2 separate regions of the Homo sapiens genome follow, and region 2 is linked to region 1. Evidence: read pairs that join two places in POLR2A ChIA-PET (ENCODE). Cell type or tissue: IMR-90. All regions are shown on one strand. Links, peaks and the distances in the headings refer to the core of each region. The heading gives the core; the rest is flanking DNA. Region 1 has its middle 8.5 kb from the start of OLFM2. Region 2 has its middle 7.0 kb from the start of SHFL.

What was found. ChIA-PET counts read pairs that join two places held together with the same protein. Peaks named below come from ENCODE experiments on the same cell type or tissue, not always from the same donor. Only the 100,000 strongest peaks of a DNase experiment are listed, where the experiment ranks them.
Region 2: POLR2A ChIA-PET joins it to region 1 with 9 read pairs; 4 of 35 experiments call an interaction of 5 or more read pairs at or near these places.

What each region holds. Positions count from the first base shown.
Region 1 is chr19:9,941,581-9,948,378 of GRCh38, reverse strand. No RefSeq gene overlaps it. Among named protein-coding and RNA genes, the nearest start is that of OLFM2, 8.5 kb to the right of the region's middle. In IMR-90, for the core only: a CTCF peak has its summit at 2,507 (motif pointing left); a DNase peak (open chromatin) is centred at 2,728; H3K27ac peaks cover 1,442 bases.
Region 2 is chr19:10,075,944-10,082,741 of GRCh38, reverse strand. No RefSeq gene overlaps it. Among named protein-coding and RNA genes, the nearest start is that of SHFL, 7.0 kb to the left of the region's middle. In IMR-90, for the core only: no CTCF peak of the experiment used is centred there; no DNase peak of the experiment used is centred there; H3K27me3 peaks cover 777 bases.

The DNA of each region.
Region 1 (6,798 bases), core at 827-5,826:
ACCTTGGCCTCCCAAAGTGCTGGGATTACAGGCAAGAGCCACTGTGCCTGGCCATGTGTCTTTTTTTTTTTTTTTTGGGACAGATTGTCCGTCTGTCACCCAGGCTGGAATGCAGTGGCCTGATCTCGGCTCACTGCAACCTCCGCCTTGCGGGTTCAAGCGATTCTCCTGCCTCAGCCTCCTGAGTAGCTAGGACTACAGGTGCGCACCACCACGCCCTGCTAATTTTTGTATTTTTAGTAGAGACGGGGGTTTCACCATGTTGGCCAGGCTGGTCTCAAACTCCTGACCTTGTGATCCACCCACCTTGGCCTCCCAAAGTGCTGGGGTTACAGGCATGGGCCACTGCACCCGGCCCAGCCATGTGTCTTTTTTTTTTTTAAGAGACAGGGTCTTGCTCTTGCCCAGGCTGGGGTGCAGCGGTGCAATGATAGCTCACTGCAGCCTTCAACTCCTGGGCTCAAGTGATTCTCCCACCTCATCCTCCCAAATAGAAGGCGCAAATCACCATGACCAGGTAGTTTTATTATTATTATTATTATTATTATTATTATTATTATTATTATTTTATAGAGAGGAGGTCTTGCCCTGTTGCCCAGGCTGGTCTGGAACTCTTGGGCTCAACCCATCCTCCCGCCTTGGCCTCCCAAAGTGCTGGGATTGCAGGCATGAGCCACTGCACCCGGCCACAGCGTGTGTCTTTTGTGCACATAGATAAGTGTCTCTAGGGTGTATAGATTGCTAAGAATAGAAATTCTGGGTTATGGGGGAGGCACATGTTCAGCTGTCCTGGGTGTGGACTTCGTGCTGGTCACTCAGACTTCACCCTGTCCCTTTCCTCTCACCATTCTTCTGAGGCTTCCCTGTTAACCCTAAGATAAAGCCCAAGTCCTCTGACCTAGAATCTTGGGCTTCCCCTGTCACTGTCCCTCACCAGGTGACCTAACTCTCTGAACCTTGCAGCCCCAGGGTCTTCTTGCTGCCCACCGAGCCCTGCTAGCTCCTCTGCATCCTTCAGGTTTCATCTCCAGCATCCGCCCCTCATGGCAAACAACCCAGGCTACGTCAGGGCCTCCCATACACGCCCAGAGAACCTTGCCCACATGTGCACACAGCACGCTCTTGACTCTAAGTTATTTGAGGATGGGGCTGGCTTTTTCTTTCCCTTTTTTTTTCTTTTTTTTTTTGAGACAGAGCCTCACTCTGCTCCCCAGGCTGGAGTGCAGTAGCGTGATCTCGGCCCACCAACCTCCGCCTCCTGGATTCAAGTGATTCTCCTGCCTCAGTCTCCCCAGTAGCTGGGACTACAGGCACACACCACCACGCTTGACTAATTTTTGGTATTTTTAGTAAAGACAGGGTTTCATCATATTGGTCAGGCTGGTCTCAAATTCCTGGCCTCAAGTGATCCATCTGCCTTGGCCTCCCAAAGTGCTGGGATTACTTGCAAGAGCCACCGCGCCTGGCCAGAGCTGGCTGTTTCAGAGCCACAAATCCAGTGCAGCCTGGTCCAGGTGTCAGTTCTTGATCTCTGCTTGTAGCTTAAATGGAGGGGTCCTGGCCTCTACTACAAGGTGGGGAGAGGAGGCTGCACAGAGACAAGGGCTTGAATCCTAGCTCCTCTACCTCCTTGCTGTGTGACCTCAGGCAAGTTGCTTCACCTTTCTGAATGTCACTTTCCTCCCCTACGAAACCCTCCAAGGAGGATTGCCTGAGGCCAGGATGTCGAGGCTGCAGTGAGCCATGATTGCACCACTGTACTCCAGCCTGGGCGACAGAGCAAGACCCTGTCTCAAAAAAAAAAAAAAAAGAAAAAAGTCCAGGCCGGGTGGCTCATGCCTGTAATCCCAACCCTTTGGGAGACCAAGGCGAGTTGATCACTTGAGCCCAGGAGTTCAAGACCAGAACAGCCTGGGCAACATGGTGAAACCCCATCTCTATAAAAAATACAATTAGCTGGGCATGGTGGCGGTGTGCACCTGTAGTACCAGCTACCTGGGAGGCTGAGGTAGGAGGATCACCTGAGCCTGGGGAGGTCGAGGCTACAATGAGCTGTGATTGTGCTACCACACTCCAGCCTGGGTGACAGAGTGAGGCCCTGTCTCAAAAAAAGAAAGAAAGGGGCCCAGCTTGGTGGCTCATGCCTGTAATTCCAGCACTTTGGGAGGCCGAGGCAGGCGTATCACCTGAGGTCAGGAGTTGAAGACCAGCCTGACCAACATGGTGAAACCCTGTCTCTACTAAAAATACAAAAATTAGCCAGGCATGTGGCAGGAGCCTGTAATCCCAGCTACTCGGGTAGCTGAGGCAGGAGAATCGCTTGAACCTGGGAGGTGGAGGTTCCAGTGAGCTGAGATCGCGCCATTGCACTGCAGCCTGGGCAACAAGAGCGAAACTCTGTCTCAGAAAAAAAAAAAAAAGAAAGAAAGAAAGAAGAAAAAATAAAAAGAAATCTTCTCCAGGACTATCGCAGGGGTTGAAATGAGCCCCCTGCTGGGCCTGGCTTGGGGCAGACCACTCTGCCTTAGAACGGCTGTGGTTCTGAGCCAAGTTCCGGCCGCATGGCCTTAGATCAGGGCCCTGCTCCTTCCTGCTTTGGTAAGGCTGGGAAGCGTTCCTGGGTCTCCTTGTCCCGCCAGCTCATGCCTCAATTCCCAGGCCCCTAATAGGAACCACATGCGCTGGATGCCTGCCCTCCTCCCCCTTCCCTCCTCCTCCCCCAGAGAGGCCTCCTGAGTCATCCTCTCCACCTCACTCCCTCCTTGCAGCCTCATTCCCACGCTGCCCTGGCCTGGCGTCCTCGTGTCAGAGGGCTGTGTCGTGGGTCCCCGCGGGTCTGTTTGTGTGTGAACTCTGCCTCTACTGTGCCTTTGTGGGCGTGACTCCGTGTCTGAGTTATGGATCAGACACTGTGAGCGTGCTCTGTACAAATTCCATGCTTCTGTTTGCGTGTCTGTGCAAGAGTGTGTTGGCATGTGAACTGTCTGCCTGTTTTATGTGATTGTATTGTGAGTGTTTGAGTAAACGGATGTATAAATATGTCTATGCTGGAGACCTGTGTGTGAGCTGTGTGTCTGAATTGTGGGTTTTGTGGAGTTGTGTGTGTGTCTATTTTCTTTCTCTCTCTCTCTTTCCTTCCTTCCTTCCTTCCTTCCTTCCCTCCCTCCCTCCCTTCCTTCCTTCCTTCTTTCCTTCCTCCCTTCCTTCCTCTTTTTCTGCTGCTTTCTTTCCTTCCTTCCTTCCTTCTTGCTTTCTTCTTTCTTTCTTTCTTTCTTTCTTTCTTTCTTTCTTTCTTTCTTTCTTTCTTTCTCTCTCTCTCTCTCTCTCTTTCTTTCTTTCCCTCTCTCTTTCTCTCTTTCGTCTTATTCTGTCACCCAGGCTGGAGTGCAGTGATCTCAGCTTACTGCAACCTCCATCTCTCGGTTTCAAGCAATTCTCCTGCCTCAGCCTCCCGAGTAGCTGGGATTACAGGCATGCGCCACCATGCCAGGCTAATTTTTGTATTTTTAGTAGAGACGGGGTTTCATCATGTTGGCCCGGCTAGTCTCAAACTTCTGACCTCAAGTAATCCACCCACCGTGGCCTCCCAAAGTGCTGGGATTGCAGTTGTGAACCACAGTGCCTGGCCCCTTTCTTTCTTTCTTTTTTGAGACAAGGTCTCACTCTGTTGCCCAGGCTGGAGTCCAGTGGTGCAATCAGCTCACTGAAGCCTCAATCTCTCAGGCTCAAGCAATTCTCCTGCTTCAGCTTCCAGAGTAGGTGAGACTACAGGCACAAGGCACCATGCTCAGATAATTTTTTATTTTTAGTAGAGATGGGCTCTCATTAATTAAAAGAATTACCTGGGTGAGGTTGGGCATAGTGGCTCATGCCTGTAATCCCAGCACTTTGGGAGGCCAAGGTGGGTGGATCACGAGGTCAGGAGATCGAGACCATCCTGGCTAACATGGTGAAACCCTGTCTCTACTAAAAATACAAAAAAATTAGCTGGGCGTGGTGGCAGGTGCCGGTAGTCCCAGCTACTCGGGAGGCTGAGGCAGGAGAATGGTGTGAACCCAGGAGGCAGAGCTTGCAGTGAACCGAGATCGCGCCACTGCACTCCAGCCTGGGCGACTGAGCAAGACTCCATCTCCCCCCCAAAAAAAAAAAGAATTACCTGGGCGAGACCCCAACTACTTCCTTTTTTTTTTTCTTTTTTTGAAAAAAAGAAAAGAGACAAGGTCTTACTCTGTCACCCAGGCTGGAGTACAGTGGCACCATCACAGGTCACTGCAGCCTAGAACTCCTGGGCTCAAGTGATCCTCCCACCTTGGTCTCCTAAAGTGCTGGGAATACAGGTGCCAGCCACTGCACCCGGTCAATAGGTTGGCTTTGAGTCAGATGGAACTGAGTCTGAATCCTGTGTCTGCCCTTTATAGCTGGGTGACCTCGGGCAAATTACTTAACCTCTCTGAGCCTCAAAGTTTTCATTTATTTATTTATTAGAGACAGGGTCTCGCTCTGTCACCCAGGCTGGAGGGCAGTGGTGCAATTGCAGCTCACTGCAGCCTCGACCTCCTGGGCTCAAACGATCTTCCCTCCTCAGCCTTCCAAGTAGCTAGTACTACAGGCGCAAGCCACCATGCCTAGCTACTTTTTGTATTTGTTGTAGAGATGGGGTTTTGCCATGTTGCCAGGCTGGTCTCAAACTCCTGGGCTCAAGTGATCTGCAGTCCTCTGCCTCCCAAAGTGCTGGGATTATAGGTATGAGCTGCTGCACCTGGCCTGCATTTTTAAATGGGGGATAACAGTGCCTACCCTACAGGGTTGTTGTAAGAACTCAAGGAATTAATGTATGGAGAGGATGTATCCCAGTGGTGGGTGCTTCACTGGAGCTCAGTGAGTCAGGAAGGTTCCTGTTAAAGAGATGTTTCCAGCATGGTCCAGGAGGGAGTACTGAGTAGGTAGGTCATGAATAGCTTGGAGTATTGGGGCTTCGTGAATTATGAGGTTCTCTTCAGACAGATAAAGGGAATGAATCTTCCAAGCACATATCAATCACGGTTTAGTTGCAGGAAATGAGAACCAAAACCAGGGAACTTGGTGCTTACAGAACCAAGGCTGGAGAATAGGGATCTAGGGAAAGCCGATAGAATGACTTGCTACAAAACACCACCTCCCGGCTGGGAGCAATGGCTCACCCCTGTAATCCTATCCCTTTGGGAGGCCAAGGAAGGCACATCACTTGAGGTCAGGAGTTCAAGACCAGCCTGGCCAACATAGTGAAACCCTGTCTCTACTAAAAATACAAAAAACTAGCTGGGCGTGATGGCATGTGCCTGTAATCCCAGTTACTCTGGAGGCTGAAGCAGGAGAATTGCTTGAATCCAGGAGGTGGAGGTTGCAGTGAGCTGAGATTGTACCACTGCACTCCAGCCTGGGCAACAGAGCGAGGCTCCATCTCAAAACAAAAACAAAAACAAAACAAAAACCATCACCTCCCAACTCACCCAAGCAGGAGCTTCTGCCTCTATTATTAGCAGGGAGGTGGAGAATTATCCCCTAGAGTGGGGATTTTTGACTTTAAGACTACATCACCATAATTAATGAACAAAATATGGGATATCCACACAATGGAATATTATTGAACCATAAAAAGGAACAGCATGGCTGGGCGTGGTGACTCACGCCTGTAATCCTAGCACTTTGGGAGGCCAATGCGGGTGGATCCCTTGAGCCCAGGAGTTTGAGACAAGCCTAGGCAAATGGAGAGACTCCATCTCTACAGAAAATACAGAAAATTAGCAAGGTGTGGTGGCATGCAACTGCAGTCCCATTTACTGGGATGGACTGAGGTGGAAGGATTGCTTGAGTCTGGGAGGTGGAGGTTGCAGTGAGCCAAGATCCCATCACTTCACTCCAGCCTGGGTGACACAGCGAGACTCTATCTCAAAAACAACAACAACAACAACAGCAACAGGAACAACAAAACAATGAAAACACCAGGAAAGTTGCAATTCAGAGATACGGAGGCAGTCATCATTGTTACTGCAATGGACTCTCAACAAAAACGGGTTGTTCTCACAATTGGAAACAGGAACATTCCTGCAGGAAAATCCAGTGTCTCCCAATTGTGCTTAGCAGCTGCCTCTACCAGCATAACAGGAAGATTAATTCCACCTTCTTCCACCACCCACTTCTCATGCTTCTAATGGATGAAACCTAATTGGCCTACAGAAGTTTAGCTGCAAGGGAGTCTGGAAGTATTTTCGCTTTGCAGGCTCTATAATAAGGAATGCATACTAGGGGGTTGAAATGATGCCAAGAACCACCCCCTGCCCAAAACCATATATTTTGGTTTTGCTTGTACAGTGTCCTTTCTCTCTTTTAGTGGTCAACATTCTATATCCTTCTCTACCTCCCACTTCCTATCCAATGTAGGTTGAATAAGGCTAACTGCACTCTCTGGCTCCGTGGGGGTGATCTATGAGCCAGACCTAGCCAAGCCAAATAATGAATTCCTCTGAATACATAATTGGTTCAGGATGGGCACACAACTTGGGATGCATAATGAGACATTATTTTGCAAGCTCTCTTTTTGCTGATGCTGCTGAGCTTGGAAGAGAGAAGCTTCTGGAAACCATCTTTGTCATCTCTTGGCTAAAAGTGAATCCTTCCCAAAAGACAGCATGGAATGAGAAATGAGAGATGAGAAATGAGAGATGAGGAATGGAGAGAGACAGAATCCTGATGATATAACAGAAACCCTGGATCCAGCCATGACTGAATTCCACTACCCTCATTTTTGTTTAAGTTATA
Region 2 (6,798 bases), core at 712-5,711, 130 kb before region 1:
GCAAATCTTGACCTGGAACTGGACCCTTGGAGGCTTAAGCTGGGCGACTGTGTTCAATTATGGAGGAAGGCCGGGTGCAGTGGCTCACACCTGTAATCCCAGCACTTTGGGAGGCCCAGGAGGGCAGATCACTTGAGGCCAAGAGTTCGAAACCAGCCTGGCCAACATGGCAAAATCCTGTCTACTAAAAATACAAAAAATAGCCAGGCATGGTGGTGTGTGCCTGTAGTCCCAGCTACTCGGGAGGCTGAGGTGGGGGAATCACTTGAACCCGGGAGGCAGAGGTTGCCGTGAGCCGAGATCGCACAACTACACTCCAGCCTGGGCAATAGAGTGAGACTCCATCTCAAAAAAAAAAAAAAATTGCTGGGCACGGTGGCTCACGCCTGTAATCCCAGCACCTTGGGAGGCTGAGAGCCCAAGGTGGGGATCACCTGAGGTCGGGAGTTCCAGACCAGCCTGACCAACATGGAGAAACCCTGTCTCTACTAAAAATACAAAATTAGCCAGGCATGGTGGCGCATGCCTGTAATCCTAGCTACTCGGGAGGCTGAGGCAGGAGAATTGCTTGAACCCAGGAGGCGGAGGTTGCGGTGAGCCGAGATCGTGCCATTGTACTCCAGCCTGGGCAACAAGAGCAAAACTCCATCTCAAAAAAAAAAAAAAAAAGAAAAGAAAAAAAATATTGTGGAGGAGATGGAGACCATTGGAGCATGTGCATGCTTTTCACAATCTAGTCAATTTCCCACTCCAGTTGAGTCAAATGAAAAATTGATCGGGAATGCTCAGAGCTGGAGAAGCTGTAGGGAAATGAGAAATCTCCCAAATCATTAGAGACAGCATCCGTTGGTGAAACCTTTTGGGAAGGACACCATGGAAAAATCTACTACTAAACTATTAAGCATGCTGGATTAATCATGTCTCTCATTTTCTGTTGCTGTCTTCTTCTTCTCTTTGTCCTTCTCCTTCCTCCTCCTCCTTCCTCCTCCTCCCTCCTCCTCCTTCTCTTCCTCCTCCTCCTCCTCTTATTCTTCTTCCTTTTTTTTGTTTTTGAGATGGAGTCTCGCTCTGTCGCCCAGGCTGGAGTGCAGTGGTGCGATCTCGGCTCACTGCAAGATCCGCCTCCCGGGTTCATGCCATTCTCCTGCCTCAGCCTCCCAAGTAGCTGGAACTACAGGCGCCCACCACCACGCCCAGTTAATTTTTTGTATTTTTAGTAGAGACGGGGTTTCACCGTGTTAACCAGGATGGTCTTGATCTCCTGACCTCATGATCTGCCTGCCTCAGCCTCCCAAAGTGCTGGGATTACAAGCGTGAGCTACTGCGCCTGGCCTTTTTTTTTTTTTTTTTTTTTTTGAGACAGAGTCTTGCTCTGCCACCCAGACTGGAGTGCCGTGTCATCATCATAGCTCACTGCAGCCTTGAATTCCTGGGCTCGAGCGATCCTCCTGCCTCAGCCTCCCAAGTAGCTGTGACGATAGGTGTGCACCATCATGTCAGCTAATTTTATTATTTGTGTAGAGACGGGGTCTCACTATGTTGCCTGGGCTGATCTTGACCTCCTGGGCTCAAGTGATCCTCCCTCCTCGGCCCCCCAAAGCCCTGAGATTACAGGCATGAGCCACTGCACCTGGTTTGAATTTTTCTTGCAACAAGCATCTAATCTATCATTTTGTAGTGAGAAAAAAAAATACCCAATAAGATAAATCCAATTAATTTTCTTTTCTTTTTTCTTTTTTTCTTTTTTTAAGACAGTGTCTTGCTCTGTCGCCCAGGCTGGAGTGCAATGGCGTGCTCTCTGCTCACTGCAACCTCGACCTCCCGGGTTCAAGCGATTCTCCTGGCTTAGCCCCTTGTGAAGCTGGGATTACAGGCACGTGCTGCCACGCCCAGCTAATATTTTGTATCTTTAGTAGAGACAGAGTTTCACCATGTTGGCCAGGTTGGTCTCGAACTCCTGACCTCGTGATCTGCCCACCTCAGCCTCCCAAAGTGCCGGGATTACAGGTATGAGCCATCACGCCCAGCCAATCCAATTAATTTTTAAAAATAACATGTATGAAACCCTGGACACTATCTTTGACAATGATGCCTAACAGGTGAGAAGTAATTTGGGATTTTATAATTTGAGTAGTTCTCAGTAAATGGAACATCCTTTGTAGCACAGAAATCTGTTGTTCGACTTTTGTGAAATCAGTTTCATACATTTTTCCAGGAATACATTATGTGCAAAAGTTGAGGAACCTGTTTAATGGGGCTCTGCTCAAATGAATTTGGTGAGTGGTGAGTGGAGAAATTATAATGGCTAAAATAAATTCCCTGAGTGTATCTGGAGCTCACTGAGTGTCAGGCTGTCTGCAGGTTATGCCCTAGGCCTTAGGATCTTCTGGCTTAGGCATGATTGGCCCTTACAGATGAAGAAACTGAGCCTCCAAGAGATTAAGCAAATCACATGGATACCCAGTTTATAAGTGGTATAGCCAGGATTTGAACTCAGGCCAACTGACTGCAAACTCCTTCAAGCTGGAATTTAGGTTAAGAATTGTAGAGATGAAGGGGGCATGCTTTGGAACCAGACAGTCCTTAACCAACCTTCCTTCCTTCTCTCCTTCCTTCTTTCCTTCCTTCTCCCCTTCCTTCCTTCCTTCCTTCCTTCCTTCCTTCCTTCCTTCCTCCCTCCTTCCCTCCCTCCCTCCCTTCCTCCCTCCCTCCATTCCTTCTTTCCTTCTTTTCTTTCTTTCTTTCTTTTTTTTTTTGAGACAGAGTCTTGCTCTGTCACCCAGGCTGCAGTGCAGTGGTGCAATCTTGGCTCACTGCAACCCCCACCCCATTGGTTCAAGCAATTCCCTGCCCCAGCCTCCTGAGTAGCTGGGATTATAGGCACCCGCCACCATGCCTGGCTAGTTTTTTATATTTTTAATAGAGATAGGGTTTCACCATGTTGGCCAGACTGGTCTCAAACTCCTGACTTCAGGTAATCCTCCCACCTTGGCCTCCCAAAGTGCTGGGATTACAGACGTGAGCCACTGAGCGCAGCCTCTTTTCTTTCCGGTGTTTTTTTTTGTTTTTTTCTTTTTTTTTGACACAGAGTCTTGCTCTGTCGCCTAGGCTGGAGCACAATGGCGTGATCTCACATCACTGCTACTTCCGCCTCCTGGATTCAAGGGATTCTCGTACCTCAGCCTCCCAAGTAGTAGCTGGGATTACAGGCGTGTGCCTCCATGCCCAGCTAATTTTATATCTTTAGTAGAGACAGGGTTTTGCCATGTTGTCCAGGCTGATCTTGAACTCCTGGCCTCAAGGGATCTGCCTGCCTTGGCCTCCCAAAGTGCTGGGATTATAGGCATGAGCCATCACGTCTAGCTGCTTTCTTCTTTTTTTGGGGGTGGGGACTTGCCACATCACCCAGGCTGGAGTGCAGTTCAGCCTTGACCTCCTGGACTCAAGTGATCCTCCCACGTCAGCCTCCCAAAGTGCTGGGACTACAGGTGTGAGCCACCACGCCCACCACTTTGGTTTATCTTGCTTTTCCGAGGGCGTGGCCTGTGGGAAACAGTTCCTCACTCCACTCCAGGGACTGCTGCCACATCTCAGCTCCTGACAGCAGAAACATCCATCATTAATCATTGATCCTACATTCTGGAGGAGAACCAAGGCCAGAAGGCCCCGAGGGAAAGTACTGAGAAAAAGCCAGTCGGGGCCAGGTGTGATGGCTCACGCCTGTAATCCCAGCACTTTGGGAGGCTGAGGCAGGCGGATCACGAGGTCAGGAGTGTTTGAGACCAGCCTGGCCAATATGGCAAAACCCCGTTTCTACTAAAAATATAAAAATTAGCTGGGTGTGGTGGTGCAGGCCTTTAGTCCCAGCTACTCAGGAGGCTGAGGCAGAAGAATCGCTTGAACCCGGGAGGCGGAGGTTGCAGTGAGCCAAGATCAAGCCACTGTACTCCAGCCTGGGCGACAGAGCGAGACTCCATCTCAAAAAAAAAAAAAAAAAAAAAGCCAGTCGGTGCAGACACCAGACCTGTAATTCTGGGATGTGGGATGGACAGACAATGTCCTCTTTCTACTTTACATTTTGGAATTTTAAATTTGCCGATAGCATTCTCTCCCCTCTAAGCATGATACTCTGCCCTTTTTTCCTTTTCTGATTGCAAAAGCAAAGCGTGTTGGACTCCTCCTCCAAAAAGTTACACATTAAGAAGTGTTTGATCCAGAAGGAGGAAGTCCCGGTGTACACACAGTAAGAAACATTACATATTTTTGTCCTTGGCTACTCAAGTGTTTTCCATGTTGAATAGGGGATGCAGGATGTGCACGTTCTGGTTCTGCGGGGAGGAGCGTACGATAAAGGCTTGCGATGGAGTTTCCCACTTTCTTTTCTTCTCTTTCTTTTCTTCCTTTCCTTTCCTTTCCTCCCCTCCCCTCCCCTCCTCTCCCCTCCCCTCTCCTCTCATTTCCTTTCTCACAGAGTCTGGCTTTATTGTCCAGGCTGGAGTGTAGTGGTACAATCTTGGCTCACTGCAACCTCCGCCTCCCAGGTTCAAGGAATTCTCCCATCTCAGCCTCCTGAGTAGCTAGGATTACAGGCGCCCGTCACCATGCCTGGCTAATTATTTTGTATTTTTAGTAGAGTCAGTGTTTCGCCATGTTGGTCAGGCTGGTCTCGAACTCCCGACCTCAGATGATCCACCTGCCTTGGCTTCCCAAAGTGCTGGGATTAGAGGCATGAGCCATCGCGCCCAGTCCCCATTTTCTTTTCTACATGTCTGCCTTTGGGGGAATCTTTTTGTTTTCATGTATCCTAAAAAGATAATAAGGACAGGCCAGGTGTGGCGGCTTCTACCTGTAGTCCCAGCTCCTTGGGGGGCCAAGGCAGGAGGATCACTTGAGTGCAGGAGTTCAGGCTGCAGTGAGCCATGATCATGCCACTGCGCTCCAGCCTAGGTGACAGAGTGAGACCCTGTCTGTGAAAATGAATAAAAACTAAAATTAAAAAAGTAATCAGTATAGCTGGGCGTAGTGGCTCATGCTTGTAATCTCAGCACTTTGGGAGGCTGAGGAGTGGGGAATCACTTGAGTCCAGGAATTCAAGACCAGCAGCTTGGGCAACATAGCAAGAATCCATCTAAAAAAAAAAAAAAAAAGGAAGAAAGAAAGAAAAAGGAGAAACAGTGGAGAAATTTGAAGACTCAATGGGCCAGGCACGGTGGCTCACGCCTGTAATCCCAACACTTTGGGAGGCCGAGGCAGGCAGGGATCACGAGGTCAGGAGATCGAGACCATCCTGGCTAACATGGTGAAACCCCATCTCTACTAAAAATACAAAAAAATTAGTCGGGTGTGGTGGCACGCTTCTGTAGTCCCAGCTACTCTGGAGGCTGAGACAGGAGAATTGCTTGAACCTGGGAGGCAGAGGTTGCAGTGAGCTGAGATCGTGCCACTGCACTCCAGGCTGGGTGACAGAGAGAGACTCCATCTCAAAATAATAATAATAATAAATAAATAGACAAAGACTCAAGGAAACCAAAAGTTGGTTCTTCAAAAAGATAAAGAAAATTGACAAACCTTTAGCAATACTGACAAAGGAAAAAAAGGTGCAAATAACTAAAATTAGAAATGAAAATAGAGGCATTACTACTGACCTTACAGAAATTTAAAGGATTATAAGAGAATGCTATGAACAATTATTCACCAACAAATCAGATAATCTATCTGGATGAACAAATTTCTAGAAATACATAAAACTAACTCAAGAAGAAATAGAAAATCTCAACAGATCTGTAATAAGAACTAGAATTAGTAATCAAAAACCTCCAAACAAGAAAAGGTCATGACTGAATGATTTCAGTGATGAAGTCTACCAATAAGTTAAGTACACATTCTTTTCAAATGCTTCCAACAAATAGAAGAGGAAGGAACATTCCTTCCTTCCTTCCCTCCCTCCTTCCTTCCTTCCCTCCCTGCCTCCTTCCCTCCCTCCTTCTTTCCTTCCTTCCTTCCTTCCTTCCTCTCCTCCTCCTCCTTCTTCTCTTCTCTTCTCTTCTCTTTTCTCTTCTCTCTCCTTCTCCTTCTTCTTCTCCTTCTTCTTCTTCTTCTTCTCCCCTTCCCTTCCCTTCCCTTCCCGTCCCGTCCCATTCCATCCCGTCCCGTCCTGTCCTGTCCCGTCTTGTCCCATCCCTTTCCTTTTCGACAGGGTCTCAGTCTGCTGCCCAGGCTGGAGTGCAGTGGTGTGAATGATTTACTGCAGCCTTGACCTTCTGGGCTCAAGCAATCCTCCTGCCTCCCATGTAGCTGGGACTACAGGCACACACCACCACATCCAGCTAATTTCTTGATTTTTTTGTAGAGACAGGGTCTCACTTTGTTGCCCAGGTTAGTCTCGAATTCCTGGACTCAAGTTGTCCTCCTGCCTCAGCCTCCCAAAATGTTGGGATTACAGGAGTGAGCCACTCCACCTGGTCTCTCTCTCTCTCTCTCTCTCTCTCTCTCTCTCTGTCTGTCTCTCTTCTTTTCTTGGATACAGGGCTTTTCTCTGTTGCACAAGCTGGAGTGCAGTGGCCTGGTCATAGCTCATTGCAGCTGCCTGTGTCTCCTGGGCTCAAGGAATCCACACACCTCAGCCTCCTGAGTAGCTGGAACTACTGGTGTGTGCTATCATGCCCAGCTTTTTTCTTTTTGTTTCTTTCTTTTTTTTTTTTTGAGACGGGGTTTCACTCTTGTTGCCTAGGCTGGAGTGCAATGGTGCGATCTCGGCTCACCGCAACCTCCGCCTCCCGGGTTCAAGCGATTCTCCTG